Linked DNA regions of Homo sapiens: region 1 is linked to region 2. A link is a loop called in an ENCODE intact Hi-C map of the cell type or tissue named here. Cell type or tissue: PC-3. All regions are shown on one strand. Each heading gives the region's core, and the rest is flanking DNA. Links, peaks and the distances in the headings are about the cores only. Region 1 has its middle 56 kb from the start of MIR5008. Region 2 has its middle 11 kb from the start of PRSS38.

What was found. Peaks named below come from ENCODE experiments on the same cell type or tissue, not always from the same donor. Only the 100,000 strongest peaks of a DNase experiment are listed, where the experiment ranks them.
Region 1: it touches region 2 in a loop (2.9-fold over the local background); 7 of 110 quality-filtered maps call a loop at or near these places.

Annotation. Positions count from the first base shown.
Region 1 is chr1:227,881,672-227,890,038 of GRCh38, reverse strand. No RefSeq gene overlaps it. Among named protein-coding and RNA genes, the nearest start is that of MIR5008, 56 kb to the left of the region's middle. RefSeq lists enhancers at 3,021-3,617, 3,618-4,213. In PC-3, for the core only: a CTCF peak has its summit at 4,055 (motif pointing left); a DNase peak (open chromatin) is centred at 4,108; H3K27ac peaks cover 459 bases.
Region 2 is chr1:227,800,706-227,809,072 of GRCh38, reverse strand. No RefSeq gene overlaps it. Among named protein-coding and RNA genes, the nearest start is that of PRSS38, 11 kb to the left of the region's middle. In PC-3, for the core only: a CTCF peak has its summit at 3,379; a DNase peak (open chromatin) is centred at 3,182; H3K27ac peaks cover 1,466 bases.

The DNA of each region.
Region 1 (8,367 bases), core at 179-8,178, 81 kb before region 2:
GCTGGGGGCTCTCCTTGCTGAGACTTCCAGACCCAGCATTCTGGACACAGGAACAGACACTGGGAGGCCAGGGACCCAGGGAAGGGTTCTGGAATCGTCCTGCCTTTGAGAGTCCCCTGGGTGCCTTGCAGGGTGGGATTGGTCCTTCCCTCTCTGGGGCACTCCCTCCAAGGGGCCCTAAAATTTCCGGTTGGTTCCTGCCGACCAGTTTCCTGCTTGCCCAGATGCTGTCCTGCTGTCCCGAGTAAAGACTGCTGGAAGCCTTTGGCATGGTGGAAGCCCTTCTTCCCCACACCCTCATCACTGAGACTGGGGCGGCGTGGCTGCCGGCATCCTCTGAGCCTTCCTTCTGGCTCCACAGCTCCCTCGAGAAAGGCCAGGAGGGGTCAGAGGTCCTCCCCAGAGCAGGATAAGGGGGGTTGCCCTAGGTAGCAGGGACAGTCGCTGGGAGTGGCATTTCTAGATCTGAGGGGAGAGTGGCTGGAGCATGGGGAGGGGCAGACCAGGAGGGGATGGAGGGAGGCAGTGTCCTGGGTGGCTCTGTGCAGCAGGTGGCTGCCCCCAGTGAGTGTCTGCAGCGAAGGGGAAAGTGAGGCTGGAGAGTGGCCAAGCCTCAGAGGCCACAGGGCAGCACCAGCCCCTACCTGCTCCACTCACCCCTCTCCCAGATGCATACCCTGAGCCCCTTCCCACCGTGGGTGCCACAGAGCCCCCAGAGCTACCTGGGAAGGGGTCTACAGTGGGGAGGGGAGTGGGCCACAGGGCCTCCCATGGGAGGTGCTAGGGCTGTGGTGCATGGGAGCAGCCCCCGCCCTCCCAGGCTCCTGGGTGCATGGGTAGGGCAGGGGAGTGGGGGGGTAGGGAGCGGGCAGGGCTGGTGGATAATGCTATCTGTAGCTGAGTGACAAGAGGATGGCCCTATCAGTGCTGTCGGAAGGACAGAGCTCCTCCAGGAGATAGTGGCCAGCGGTTGGTGGTGACACCTGATAATGCTGGCCTGACCAGGTCAGGGGGTGAAGAGCCAGCCCAGGACCCTCCGCCAGCTGCAGTCTTGCTCTCTGGGCTGTGGGCACCAGGATGTGGGCACCTGGGCCTTGCATGCCTGGGCCGTGGACACCTGAGCCATGCATGCCTGGCTTGTGGACATCTGAGCCTTAGATACCTGGGCTGTGGGCACCTGGGGCTTGGATACCTGGGCTGTGGACACTTGGGCTGTGGGCACCTGAGCCCTGGACACCTGATCTCTGGGCACCTGAAGCCTGGGATGCCTGAGTGCGTGTCTGGACTCGGTGGGGGTGGCAGGTCCCTGAGGCGCTGCAGGGGAGGCCGGGCTGGGCCTACCTACAGGGATTTGTTGACATTGCCTGTGTGGTGGGCAGGTAGGCGCTGAGATCAGCTCTGCAGGAAAACATAAACACCAGGGAACACCTGGGCTGTCACTTAGAGCAAGTGTTTGGGTGCTGGGAGTGCCTGTCCCATCCACCCACATCCTTGCAGTGCTGGGCACCCCTCTGGAGGGGAGGCCTGGGCCCTCACACAGGCCTGCAGGACCACATTATCCAGCACTGCAAGCCTAGTGGTGGGGGACACCTGCTCACAGAGGCCGACCCTTCTCCTACCCAACAGAAGCAGGATTCATCCTTGAGCTGCTGTGGGTTCAGGCCCCTCCCCTTCTTTGCCTGAGCATGGTCCACCGGCAGGGGTTACAGCCAAGAACAGGCACCCTGGGCCTTAGGTCCCAGGATAGTGGACCCCGTAAAGCTCCTTCGGGGCTGTGGAGGGAGGCCTGGGGGTGGCCACCATCCATCCCCTCCTAGCCTGGCCCCCACCGCCTTGGGGACCCGGTGCTTCCCTGTTTATGTGCAAAGTGTCGACGGGTCTCCAAGGCCCAGCATGAGCTCATTGGGCTCGACGCCCCCTCCCCATGAGTAGGAAGGCTGGTGGCCTGGCGAGGGGAGTTCCCGGAGGCTCCCAGCCTACAGCCCCCAGCGACACACGCATGCGCAGCACCCGCGCACACGTTTTATAAGGACATCGGAGGTGGCGTCTGCACTCCGCTCTGATGCATTTTATTAAAAAGGAAGAGGAGGGACAAAGAAAGAAAAATAAATGAGTGGCTCCCACAAGGACCACACACAGTGGCGCGGTGCAGCCCCGGGGGCAGGACCGGCCGCCTGGAAACCCTGACCCCATGGGCGGGCGGGCCACGTTAGCTGCGGTGGGGATGGGGTGAGGGGCAGACGGTGCCGCCGCCCCTGCCCAGGGCTCGACTTCGGGGTCTTAGCACGGTCTCTGGCTGCACGTTCCCCGCGCCCCGCCCGCCCTCATCACCACCTGGGTGCGCAAGGCCCTCCACGCCACGGCTGCCCTCCCCTTCCTGGACGCCCCCAGAGGGACCCCTGGAGGCCCTAAGCTCAGGGCGGGAGGGACTGGACCAGGCCAGGGAGGTGAGGGCCAAAGGGGCCCACAGCCCGGTCCCCACCGTAGACGTGAGCCTGGGAGCCCCAGCTGGGTGTCCCCTCCCCTCCCTGGTGACCCACACCACTCCGCTGACTACCTCCCCTCCCCCAGCAAGGCTGTGCACCGCGGGCGGGCCAGAAGCCAGGAAGCCCCTCTATGGGATGAAGGGGATTTGGAATCTTGGAGAGGGAGGAGTAAGGGGGCAGAATGGAGGAAGAGGGGGGGAAAAGCCCTTCTCAGGCCCCTCCCCTCGGGTGGGGTAGGGATTCGCCCCCACCCTCCCTGCCCGCGGGCCTGGCTTCCGGTTCCTTCTTCCACTCGGGGGTGGGGTCCCACCCTGCAGGGTCGGCGAAGGGGTTGGGCCCCAAGGAAGGCTGGCTGGCTGCAGCCCCGGCCCCAGTCCCCCGCCCCCTGCCCGGCCCAGGAGGGCGTCCCCAGCGCTGCTTCTGAGGGAGACAATCGCTGCGGGCTGCGTCGGAAAAAATGTTCTCATTGTGAACATAAACAGGCTGCCCGGTCTCAGCCAGATGTTCCTGGAGAATGTTTAGGATCCAGGCAGCGTATGAAATTCCCATCAAACTGTTATTAATCAGCAGGCATTTGTTGTCAACCCTGCCTGATACTCCTGGATGTCCTGGAAGGGCCTGTCCAGCCCCCCACCCCTGCAGCCAGCAGAGAGGCTCAGCGCCGGGGTGGGGGTCGGGGTCGTGGGTGGGGAGGTACCTGCGTGGGGAGGGCTGCAGCTGCCCGGTCCTGGACAGGGTGTCTGGAGCTCCCAGGGCGACCCCCAGGCTTCCCGGGCTCCCGTTCCGCCTCTCTCCACCCACCCTGTCACCGTCCGACCCAGCTGTTTCCAGGGGTTCTGGACAGCTCCGCGGTGATCTCTTTTATGGGGTGGGAGACTTGTAAAGACGCAAGAGCCCCACTTAGGAGCTGAGAAGCTTGGCTGGCTCTGCTGCTCAGGAGGGGAGCACCATAGGCCTGGGGGAAGGTGGGGGAGAGGCCTGGGGGGAACAGTCCTAGGGAGGGAGCATCCGGGGAAGGGGTCAGCGGAGAGGTCTCGGGTGGGGGAGGCTGGGCAGGGGAGAGGTCTGGGAATCCCAGGAGATCCAGGCAGCCCTATCTCTGTGACTGAGCTGGTGGGTGGGACCCTCCCACCTGGAGCCCCATGGGGGTCCCTCTGCAGGATACCCCTGGCCCCGCCTAAGCTCTTGCTGCAGCCACGGAGCCCCCCACTGTCCCCTTGGCCTCAAGCCTGCCCCAGGGCCACAGGGGAGTCCCAGCCAGTCTGTTGGACAAGGGAGGGCGCAGGGAGGGACCCCAGCTGTCTGGTGCTGACTGGCTTACAGATCATGCTGTGTTTATGCCAGCTCTGGACAGGCTGGGGCCAGGGTAGAGCCTGAGAACAAGGGACTCCCTTGCCCCCCAGCACAGTACTAGGCTTACTTCCCAAGTGGTTGGGGGACACGGGCCCCACCCCATTTTGCTCTTCCTGTAAGCAGACAGGAGTGACTGCCCACACCCCGGGGTCCAGTCCTGCCCTGACTACCCTTGTCTGTAATGGCCCAGGTTGGGTGGCCACTGGCTGCCCCCAACAGGTAAGTTCTCACAGGCTAGACTGGGCCTGCCTCCTCAGCTGGCCTCGGGCCACCATGGCTGACTCATGGCCTCTGGGTGAACAGCGGAACAGGAACAGCGTGGGATCGGCTCATGGGTTGGGTCCTGGCTGCAGTCAAAAAATGGCTTTTTACCGGGAGGGTCTGTTTTGGTCGTTAAACTACTGAGGAGAGGCCAGTAGACCTGCCTGCGAGTCTGGTGGGTGAGGAGCTGTCTATGTGATTAGCTGGGCTGCCGGCAACGTGGGCCTGTCTCACAGCCCCTGCAGGGTCACAAGGGGTGGTGAAGGGGTCCTGCTGCCCTCTCTTTACCCATCTCCCTGGGGCAGGGGCTTTGCTCTGGCCCCAAAGGTCACAGGGAGGCCATCCTGGGTGCCTAGCACTTATTAAGCACAGACAGTGTGCAGAACCCTGGCGGAGGAAGGGCGGAGTCCTGTTGTGAGGGTTGGAACCTCAGCCTGGCCTGCATCCGGACCTCCCCACCACAGGCTGCTCACCTGCAAAGGGGGGCCACACCTGCCTCTGGGGTCTCAGATTGAGACCCTATGGGACAGCTGGCCTGTGGTCTGCACACAGGCATGTATTTGAGTCTGCAGCGGTGGTGCAGACAGAGTTCTGGGCCTGCCCTGCTCACAGCAGCTGCACCCTCCGCCTGCCCTCTGCTGCACCTGGGCCCCTGAACTTCCAGGGCACAGGGAACAGGCAGCGCCCCACAGGAGGCTGGCAGGAGAGCAGGGAGGGTAGGGTGAGGAGCGGGGATGACAGAGGGAGGGGGCCTTCGGGGGTTCCCATGAAGGGGGTGGGTGGGTGAAGAGAGGGGCCTTGGGCGGCTCCCAAGGAGTAGACAGAGGGAGGACAGGAGCTTTCCAACAGAGTTGTGGGTGGGTGGGGGTCCCATGGTCCCAGGGACAAGGTGAGGAAAGGGGCTTTCAGGGGGGTCTGCAGGGAGGGGTCAGGTCTAGGTGAAGAGGCAAAGAGGTCTATCACTGGGCATGGGAGTTGGGGGGCACCAGGGCCAGTGGGCCTCTGACTCACGGATCCCCCTCCCCTCCAAATGTCCTACCCGATGCAGAGATGCCTTGAACGCCCTTGTGGGTGGGGGTCCTGCAGCCCCTCCTCTGGGCTTCCTCCTGCGGTGTGGGCGGGGGACTCTGAGACCTCCTATCTGTGCACACAGGAGTGATGGCCCCTGCAGGGAGGCCTGAACAGTGCTCACTCAGGAACAGCTAATGTACTCCTGATTCCATGCGCGGGCCCAGATGGGCAGCCCAGCCCAGGGCACCCCAGACTGGGGGTGGAGGGGTAGTGCAGCCAGCTCCCTGGGGTGCCCTTGTCCCCCTGCCCTGCCCCGCCTCTCCACACGGGCAGGACAGGAACAGGACCGGACTTGGACGAGGCTAGGCTGAGGGGGAGGGGCCAAGACTGATGCCCACGATGAACATCAAGGCCTCCAGGGGTCTCCAGGCTGCAGTGTGTCGGTCTCCCCATACCATCCTGTCCATCGGGCTACAGGTGGACCCTGTGCACACACCTTCCCAGCCTCCCCGGGGACCCACCAAGGCTCTGGTCACTTGCCCAGGTGACAGGGGCCAGGAGATGTGGGCCTGTTGCCGTGGGCTCCAAGTGGCATCCATGTGGGGATGACCTCACGACACAGCATACTACGGTCCCATCTCACAGAGGAAATGGTCCTCAGAGAGGCTAAAACAGCTTGGTGACACCCAGGTGAGGGGCAGAGGGGGATTCAGACTCAGTGGCCCCACCTCTGGCCACACTCACTCTAGACAAGACTCGCTCCCAGGAGGAGGAAGGATGAATACCAGTGGCTGCCATGTGAGCCCAGCCAGCTGGCTGGCATGCACCGAGTGTCTACAGAGACGTGGGGATGCCAAGCAGACCCCATGTGCGTGGGCAAGTGAGGCTAGGAGGGGCTGAGCAGTTAGCTGAGGCTACCTGCAGGTGGGGGTGGGCAGAGGTCCCTGGAAGTAGGGCCAGGCGGACACTCCAGATGATGGGGGTCCGGGGGTCCGTCGGGGCCAGAGCTAGGGATGGGCACACAGGGAGCTAGGGATGCGCACACAGGGAGCTAGGGATGGGCAAACAGGGAGCTAGGGATGGGCACACAGGCTCCGTGCAATTGGTACTCAGAGGACCATGAACAGAGCCAGCGCAGCTGCCCCAGCCCTGAGAACCGGAAACACTGGCTTGGGCGGCCAAGGAAACACTGGGCTTGGTTGGGCCTCTCTGGCTTGGGCTGCGAGCCCCAGCCCAGCTCCTGAGGCCTTCAGCTGGTGTCCCCAGAAGAGTCAACCAGACCTGGTGAGCCAAACTGCTTTATTCTGCTCTCCGGCTTTTCTAGCTTCTGTCCTTGAGGTTGGAGTACCCCATGAGGACTCTGATTCTTGATTTAATGGATCTGTGGGAAAGGGGTGGTCTTGCTTCACCATCAGGAGCCAGAGAGCCCTCCAGAGACCCCAGTGACCACACCTGAAGCCAAGGCCTGGACACCCGTGCTGGCCCAGCCAGTCAGTGTGCCTCAACCTCTGACCTCCACGTCACTGGGCCTGGTGGGTGAGCCCCTTCCCCTTGGCCCCACCTCTCTGCTCAGGGCAAGAACCCCCCAGCCTCGCCTCACCCCTTCACTCGGGGTGAGACCCCCAGCCTGGCCCTGCAGGCTCACGTGGAAAAGCAGCAGGCTGCAGTGAACGCCCAGTGGTGGCTGAGGAGAGCGTCCCCGCAGGTGGGCAGGTGGGGTGACCCAGGAACTGCAGGCTGACCTGCTGCAGCCACCTGGCCAGAAGTGCATCCAAGCCCCCATGGCCTTGTGTTTTCGGTGCATGGATGCATGCTGGGGGCAGGAGGAGGGAGACACAAGGGAGATGCCTGGCAGCACGAAGTGTTCATGAAGTTCCACCTGAGAAAGGAATCACAGCCTCCCCTCACTGCTTGCCTGACTCTCAGATTTCAGACAGCTGTGTGTCCCTGCCTTCTCCCCTCTTCTCTGCCCTCTCTTGTTCCTCTCGCCCCATTCTCACTGGGATGGGAGTCAAGCCATGGCATGACTGTTTTCAGCAGTATGCATGGTTTTATGATTTATGATTTTATAAGATGTGGGTTTTGCATGTTTTCTGCATTGATTCATGAGTGTACATTTTTTGGAGTTCTGGTTGTGGCTGTTACTATTGTAAATTGTGTCTTTTTTTAAGTATATTTTCTAATGGTTTATTGCCTTATAAAATCTAAATGACTTTTGTATATTGATCTTATATCCAACCACCTTGCTATAAACATTTTTTAGCAACTCTTTCCAAAAATAAGGATTTTTGAAAACAATCTTTTATATGTTTATTTCTAATTGAGTTGTTTTGTAGTCAGAGACCTTGGTCTATATAGTATATGCTGTTGGAAATGTGTTGAAAATGGTTTCGTTTTTGTTTTTGCTTTTTGAGACAGGGTCTTACTCTGTCACCCAGGTTGGAGTGCAGAGATGTAATTATGGCTCACTGCAGCCCTGACCTCCCAGGCCCACATGATCCTCCCACCTCAGCCTCCCGAGTAGCTGGGACCATAGGTGTGCATCACCACGTCTGGCTAATTTTTTGTTATTTGTAGGGATGGGGTCTCTCTATGTTGTCCAGGCTGGTCTTGAACTCCTGGGCTCAAGCAATCTTCCTGCCTCGGCCTCCCAAAATGCTGGAATTACAGGCATGAGCCACCACACCCATTGTTGTTGGGGCAGAATTCTGTTCACATTTATTAGGTCAAGTTTATGTGATAAGAGCCTTTTCTCAGAGAGCACTGACTCTTTGCAATGTATTCTCTCTTAAAGTCTATCAGGTGAGATATTCAAATAATTGTACCAGTTTTCTTTTAATTAATATTGGTCTGATATATTTTTCCCCATATATTTGCTTTGAACTTTTCTGCATTCTACTGTATTGATGTGTTTTTTGAAAATAGCATATAGCTGGGGGTTGTAGACTTAAAAAAATACTTTGACATGCTCTTTCAGGTGGTAAGAATAGCTCATTTGTTTTTACAGTGATTATTGATATCTTTGGACTTGTTTCTATCATTTTACATTTTATTTCCATTGTAACCAAATTTTCTGTTTGTTTGTTTTTACTTTCTTGCCTTGTTTTTTTAAACAGAGATTTTTGTTTTAACCCTTTTCTCATTTGCCCTGAGAATACTTGCCGCCAGCACTTGCGGCTGCAACATTTACCGAGATAACTTTACCACGAAATATTCAACTTTTATTATTATATTCACATCGCTCTAGTTGATTGAC
Region 2 (8,367 bases), core at 47-8,046:
TCATAGATTATTTGTTTCTTCCTCCCTTGGTGTCTTCCTTTGTGATTTGGTGGTTTCCTGTGTTGGTCTGCTTTGAATCCCTTCTTTTTATATTTTTTACATCTACTATACGTTCATGCTTTGTGGTTACCATAAGACCTATTGGCTTAGTCCCTTTTCTGTTTTTATACCAGAATACCACAAACTGGGTAATTTATAAACAATAGAAGTTTATTTATCTCACAGTTCTGGAGGCTAAGAAGTCCAAGAGCATGGTGTTGGCATCTGATGAGAGCCTTCTTGCTGAGTCATGACATAATGGAAGGCATCACATGGCAAGAGACCAAAATCAAGAAAGCCAGAGAGAGCTGCTTTTGTAATAAAGCCAGTCTCATGATAGTGACATTAATCCATTCATGAGGGCAGAGGGATTACATTTCCAACACATGAACTTTTGGGTGGCACATTCAAATCCTAGCATTTATATAAAAATCTTATAATTAAAACAGGCTATTTTAAGCTGATAACAACTTTGATTGCAAACAAAAACTCTACACTTTCACTCCCCCCAACATCTTTTATGATTTTTTGTGTTAAAATTTACCCTTTTTTCTAATTTGGGTCCCTTAACAATTTATTATAGCTACAGTTGTTTGCAATAGTTTTGTCTTTTAACCTTCATAATAGAGATACAATTGCTTTTCACACCACACTTACAGTATTTTGAATATGACTATGTATTACTTATGCCATTGAGTTTTTACTTTCATATGTTTTATGTTATTAGGTAGTAGCCTTTCATTTCAGCTTAAATAACTTCCTTTAGCAATTCCAAGCCTAGTGCAAGCCTAGTGGTGATCAAATCCCTCACCTTTGTTTGTCTGGGAAAGTTACTTCTGTCTTACTTCTGAAGGAAAATATTCTTGGATAGCAGGGTCTTTTTCCCTTCAGCACTTTGAATATATCATTCTACCCTCTCCTGGCCTGCAGGGTTTCTGCCAAGAAATCCACTGACAGCTGTATTGGAACTCTCTTGACTGTGATATGTTTTTTCGCTCTTACTGTTTTCAGTATTCTTTCTTTGTTTTTGATTTTTGATAATTTGATTATGATGTATTTTGGTGAACTGTTGGATTGGATTTCATTGACAGCCTCTTAGCTTTCAGTACCTGGACGTTGTCATCTTTCCCCAGATTTGAAAACTTTTCAGCCATTAGTTCATTAAATATACTTTCTGGGCCTTTTTGTCTCTCCTTCAAGGACTCCTATTTTGCATAGGTTAGTCTCTTGATGTTGTCCCATAATTCCCATAGACCTTTATTTTTCTTTTCTTTTTGCTTGTCTGACTGGATAATTTCAAAATTCCTATCTTTGTGTTCACTGATTCTTTCTTCTGCTTGATCAAGTCTACTATTGTAGCTTTCTGTCAAACACTTTAGTTCAGTTATTGTATTCTTTATCTCTAGGGTTTCTATTTGATTTTTATTGTTACTATTTTGCCCAACATAGCTTTTAAATGCACACTAAAAAATTATTTTAAAAGTTATAATTCATGTGGAAGAGTAATGGTTCAAGAAGAATAAGGCAGACAAAATTTCCCTATAAGATACCAAATCTTATTATGATGCTACAGTAATTAAAACCTCAGTGGTGCATATGCAGAGACAAAAAAATATTGATCGAGAATGCAATTGTCTTAGTCAATCAGGCTGCTGTAACCAAATACCATAAACTGGGTGGTTTATAGATAACAGACATTTATTTCTTACAGATCTGGAGGCTGGAAGCCTGGGATCAGGGTGCCAGTATGGTTAGGTTCTGATGAGAGTTCTCTTCTGGGTTGAAGACTGCCATTTTTTCACTGTGACTTCACATAGTAGGAGGATAAAAGAGTACTCAGGGGCCGGGTGCGATGGCTCACACCTGTAATCCCAGCACTTTGGGAGGCCAAGGCAGGCGGATCACCTGAGGTCGGGAGTTCAAGACCAGCCTGACCAATATGGAGAAACCCTGTACTAAAGATACAAAAATTTAGCTAGGCATGGTGGCTCATGCCTGTAATCTCAGCTACTCAGGAGGCTGAGGCAGGAGAATCTCTTGAACCTGGGAGGCGGAGGTTGCGGTGAGCCGAGATCGCACCATTGCACTCCAGCCCGGGCAACAAGGGCAAAACTCTAAAAAAATAAAATAATTAAATAAATAAATAAATAAAATTGTACTCAGGGTCCCCTTTTATAAGGGAACCAATGCCATTAATGAAGACGCCACTCTCAACCTAACCATCTCCCAAAGGCCCCACCTCCTAATACCATTACACTGGGGGTTAGGATTTCAACATCTGAATTTGGGGGGAACACAAACATTCAGTCCATTACAGGAGCCGAGCTCAGAATTAAATCCTTATAGGTATGGAATTTCAATACATGACTGAGGTGGCATGGGAGATCAGTGGGGAAAAGAGGAACTATTCAATGAATGGTTCTTGGAAAAGTGGTTATCCACATGGGGAAAAATGAAATAAGAACCCTATCTCATGCTTTATTTTTTAAAAAAAGCAAACCCTTAAATGACAAAGAGAACACTTTATGACTTTAGACTGAAATATAGACACGTTTCCAATAATGGTGAACAATGTAATAAGGGCCAGCCTTCCCAATCAACACAACTCTTTTTTTTTTTTTTTTTTTTTTTTTTTTTGAGACAGAGTCTCGGTCTGTCACTGAGGCTGGAGTGCAGTGGCACAATCTTGTCTCAATGCAACCTCTGCCTCCGGGTTCAAGCGATTCTTGTGCCTCAGCCTCCCAAGTAGCTGAGATTATATGCATGTGCTACCATGCTGGTCTAGTTTTTTTGTGTTTTAGTAGAGATAGGGTTTCACCATGTTGGCCAGGCTGGGTCTTGAATTCCTGGCCTCAAGCAATCCACCCGCCTCAGCCTCCCAAAGTGCTAGGATTATAGGAATGAGCCACCGTGCCCGGCCACAATTAACAATTTATGACAAAACATAAAAGCCATCTCCATAGAAGCAGGAAATATCAAAAACATGGCAATGAATCACCAGAATAATATCGAGAGGAGTGAGGAGATCTAAGCATTCAAGCTTGTTTCTGCCCTTTAAGAAAGGGCAGCCAAGTGACTTTGTGTCATTTTTTTGGCAGTCTTTTTAGTCTAAGGAAACACATGTGGGAGTCTAGGATTCACCAAGGGTGTGGACCATGCTAAACCACACCTGCTTTGGGCTGAAAACAAGAATGGATGTACCCTAGGAGTAAGGGTGAATCAGAAGTAAACCAACCCTTTGATGGACTGAAGCCCAGCTTTGAGTCATCTTGGTGGCTCGGAAAATCTCAAGCCCTGAACTTGGTGTAAGGTAAATCCAGATTGCTAGTGCCCCCACGTGCTTAGCAGAAGCAGATAATAATCCTCTTAAGGTGATGATAATATCACCCCTAGCTTTAAATTATTTCTAAAAATAAAATTTAAATACCTTTCAGCACATAAACAAAGATGACCAGAAATGTGAGATATTATACCATGACCGAGAAACAATAGAAAATCAGACCTGAAGAAATGCAAATACTTGAATTATCAGCCAAAACTGTAAAATGAATGTGCTTATTATGCTCTAGGGGATAAAACTAGGCTTGTGAATTTTTTGCAACAACTGGAAACTATAAATTTGATGGAGATTATTTTTACGAACCAAAAAGAAACTTCAAGAAATGAAAGGCACAGACTCTAAATTCAGAACTCCCTGAATGGCTTTAACAACAGTTCAGACCCAGATAAAGAGAGAATTCATGATTTAGAAGATAAGTCAGAAGAAACTACCCAGAATGGGAAGAAAAAAAAAGATGCTCTAAAAGGAAAAGTATGAATGTACTTCAATGCTGTATACATGTACTGTTTTTAAAGCACTATTTTTGTTTTAATTTTGTTTGAATCAAACAATAAAAATAATTTATACTTCTGGCCGCCAAGAGGTAGTAACAAGAGCCAAATTTACCTTTCATCTGAAACAACAACAAAGAATAAATATAGAAAAATGAGTTTTCAGGACTTGAACATCAAGCAATGAATGACTGCCATCCCTGAGAGACAGGAAAGAAAAGGAGTTAGCCCTGTGATTGTCTCAGCTTCCAGGCCATAGCACAAGAAGAAGAAACCCATATTGAGCCTAGCAGAGTACCTGAATTGATGAGACAGGTGAGAGTCCAGGAGACCAAGATGACTAGAGTTCTCAGGACAGAGTACCAGAGATGTAAGATATGCAGACAGAGAGAACCTTAGAGAACTGAAGAAAGTTTACTTTACATACTTAGCTGAGTGCTGATCAGCACGAGCATATGAGAAACATACCCTAGGCTGGATAAAGAATTTCCCAAAAGAAAGAAAATACTACTCAGTGCTTATATCCAGGGCTGGGAATAGTGCCTGTTTCTACTAGCCAGATATGAAAAGTTCATAATTCCTGTTCGTATGATGTTCCTGCCTGAGCAATAAGGAATAATTCACACTAGACTGAGCAGTACTCAAAGAATACCAGGCATATAAAGAATCAAGAAAACACAACCCATAATGAGTAGAATAATTGGTCAACTGAAACTGACCAGTGGCTGACTCAAATGTCAGAATGAGTAGACAAGGACATTAAAACGGATATTATAACTGCATTCCATGAGATCAAAAATTTACATGGAAACCTGAAAGATGTAAAAAAGACAAACAATTTATAGAAATGAAAGAATAATGTCTGAAATTAAAAGTATAATGGATAACATTAATGGTAGATTAGATGTTATAGATAGAAAGATTAGTAAACTTAAAGCCAGCAATAGAAACTATATAAAAAGAAACACAAAGAAAAAAAGTGACAAAACAGGCATGAGACATATAGAACACAGAAAGCAAAATGGCAGACATATATCCAACAATATCAATAATAACATTAAATATAAATGAATTAAAATATCCAATCAAAATGCTGAGATTGTCAGACTGACAAAAACAAAGCAAAACAAAACAAGATCCTACTACATGTCCACAGGTGACACATTGTAGATTCAAAGATACATAGATTGAAAATAAAAGGATGGAAAAACATGTATTATGAAAACAGAAAGCATAAAAGGACTAGGATAGCTGTAATACTACCAGACAAAATTATCTTTAAAACAAAAATTATTGCTAGAAAATAAAAATAGACACTTAAAAATTATACAAAGGGTTGATTCATTATAAAGATATAATAACTCTAAACATATATGCATCTAGCAACAGAACCCCAAAATCCAGGCAGCAAAAAATTGACAATTGAAGAGAGAATAGACAGTTAAACAATAACAAGCTAGATACTCTAATAGCCCACTTTTAAGAATGAATAAGACAACTAGAATAAAGATCAAATAGGATGTGTAAGAATGGAACAACACCACTAACCAGCTAGCACTAACAGAGATCTATAGAATACTTCATGCAACAACAGCAGAATACATATTTTTCTCCAGACACATGAAATGTTCCTCAGAATAGACCATATGCTAGACCAAAAAAAAAACTCAATGAATTTAAAGGATTGAAATCATACAAATAAAATCCTCTAGCCAAAATGGAAATAAATCTGAAATAACAAAAAAAACTGGGAAATTCACAAATACATAGATATTAACACGCTCAAATAACCAGTGAGTCAAATATATCACAAGATAAGTTAGAAAATATTTTGAGATAAATGAAAAGGAAAGCACAACATAAGAGATGTAGTTAAAGCAAGTCGTGGAGGTAAACTCATAGCTTTAAATGCCTACATGAAAAAAAAGAGAAAGTTTTAAAATCAATAACCTAATCTTCCACTTTATGCAACAGAGAGAAGAGCAAACCAAACCCAAAGCAAACAGCAGAAAGGCATAATAAAGATCAGAGTAGAAATCAATGAAATAGAAAACAGAAAAAATATAGAAAAATCAACAAAACCAAAAGTTTGTTATTTGAAAAGATCAATTAATAAACTCTTAGCTAGAGTGACAATAAAAACAGAAAGACTCAACTTACTAAAATCAGGGATGATTTACAGAAAAAAAGGCTTATAGGGGAATACTATGAAGCACTTTATGCCAACAAATGAGATAACTTAGATGAAATGAACGCCTTCCTAAAAAGACACAAACTACCCAAACTTACTCAAGTAGAAATAAAGCAGCTGAATAGGCTATTACAAGAATAATTTTAAGACTTCCCACAAAGAAAAGCCCAGGTCTAGATGGCTCCAATGATTAATTCTACCACATAGTTAAAGAATTATTAATATAATTCTTTCATATACTCTTCCAAAAATAGAAGAAGAAAGAACATTTTATTTATTTATTTTAGAAATAGGGTATCACTATGTTGCCCATGCTGGTCTCAAAGTCCTGGGCTCAAGCGATCTTCCTGCCTCAGCCTCCTCAGCAGCTGGGACTACAGGTGCATGCCACTGAGTCAGGCTTTTGACTCTTTCTTTGAGGCATCTCCCTGATGCCAGAACCAGATGCAGTCATCACGAGAAAATAAAACTACAGACCAATATCTCTTATGATAGGTACACAAATTTCTCAACAGAATACTAAGGAACTGAATCCAACAATATATTGAAAGTATTATACATCATGGCCAAGTGAGATTTATCCCAGGAATGCAAGGTTGGACTAACATTCAAAAATCAATTAAGTTCATCTGTCATGGTTGCAGTGTAAAAAAATAAAAATAAAACAAACAAGCAAAAAGCCACAGAAGTCAATTAAGAACAAAATCCACATGATCATCTCAATAGGTGCAGAAAAAGCATTTGAAAGAAGTCAGGCCGAGTGCAGTGGCTCAGGCCTGTAATCCCAGCACTTTGGGAGGCCGAGGTGGGTGGATAGCCTGAAGTCAGGAGTTCGAGACCAGCCTGGCCAACATGGTGAAACCCCATCTCTACTAAAGTACCCAAAAAAGTTAGCTGGGCGTGGCAGTGGGTGCCTGCAATCCCAGCTACTTAGGTGGCTGAGGCAGGAGAATTGCTTGAGGCAGGAGAATTGCTTGAACCTGAGAGGCGGAGGTTGCAGTGAGCCAAGATCACGCCACTGCACTACAGCGTGGGTAACAGAGCGAGACCCCATCTGAAAAAAGAAAAGGAAAGAAAGAAGTCAACACCCTTTCATGATAAAGTACCCAACAAACTAGATACAGAAGGGAACTTCCTCAACCTAATAAGAGACAGCTACAAAAACCCACAGCTAATATCATACTTAATGGTAAAAGATTAAATGCTTTCTCCATAAGATGTGGAACAAGACAAAGGTATCTCCTCTTACCACCTGTATTCAACATTGTACTGAAGACTCCAGTCAGGAAAATTTGGCAGGAAAAGAAATAAAAGATATCCAGATTGGAAAGGAAGAATTAAAATGATCTCTATTTGCAAACATAATCCTGCATATAGAAAACTCTCAGGAATCCACTTAAAAAACTGTTAGAACTAACAATAGTTGCTGGATACAGGATCAATATATGGGGATTGATTTATTAATTTATTAATTGATGGCGAAACCTTGTCTCTGCTAAATATACACTAGCAATGAACAATTCAAACATGAAATAGAACAATTCGAACATGAAATAAAACAATTCCATATACAATATCATCAAAAGGAATAAAATACTTAAAAATAAACAAAAGAAGTGTGAGATTTGCACGTTACAAAATGTTGAACGAAATCAAAAGATATCTAAATAAATTCAAGGACATTTAATGTTCATAGATCAGAAGATTTGATATTAAGATGGCAATACTCCCCCAAATTATCTACAGTTAATGAAATTCCTATCAAAATCCTAATTGCCTTTTAATTTCTTTCAGAAATCAATAAACTGATCCTAAAATTCATATGAAAATTCAGGAGATCCAGAATTGCCATAACAATCTTTATAAAGAACAAAGTTGGAAGACTCACACTTCCTGATTTCAAGGTTACAAAGTTACACAAAGACAGCATTGGCTGTCTGTTGGTATTGGCATAAGGATACATATAGAGGTCAATGGAATACAATTAAGGATCCAGAAATAAACCCTCATATTTACAGTCAAGACAATTCAATTAGGAAAGAATAGCCATTTCAATAAATGTTGCTGGGGATGACTGGATGCTTAGCTGCAAACTAATGAAGTTGAACACCACCTCACACCACACAGAAAACTTAAAAGGGATCATAGGCCGGGCACAGTGGCTCACACCTGCAATCCCAGCACTTTGGGAGGCTGAGGTGGGAGGATTATTTGATCCCAGGAGTTTGAGATCAATCTGGGCAACATAGCGAGACCCCATCTCAAAAAAAATGTATATATATACACATATATACACATATATGTGT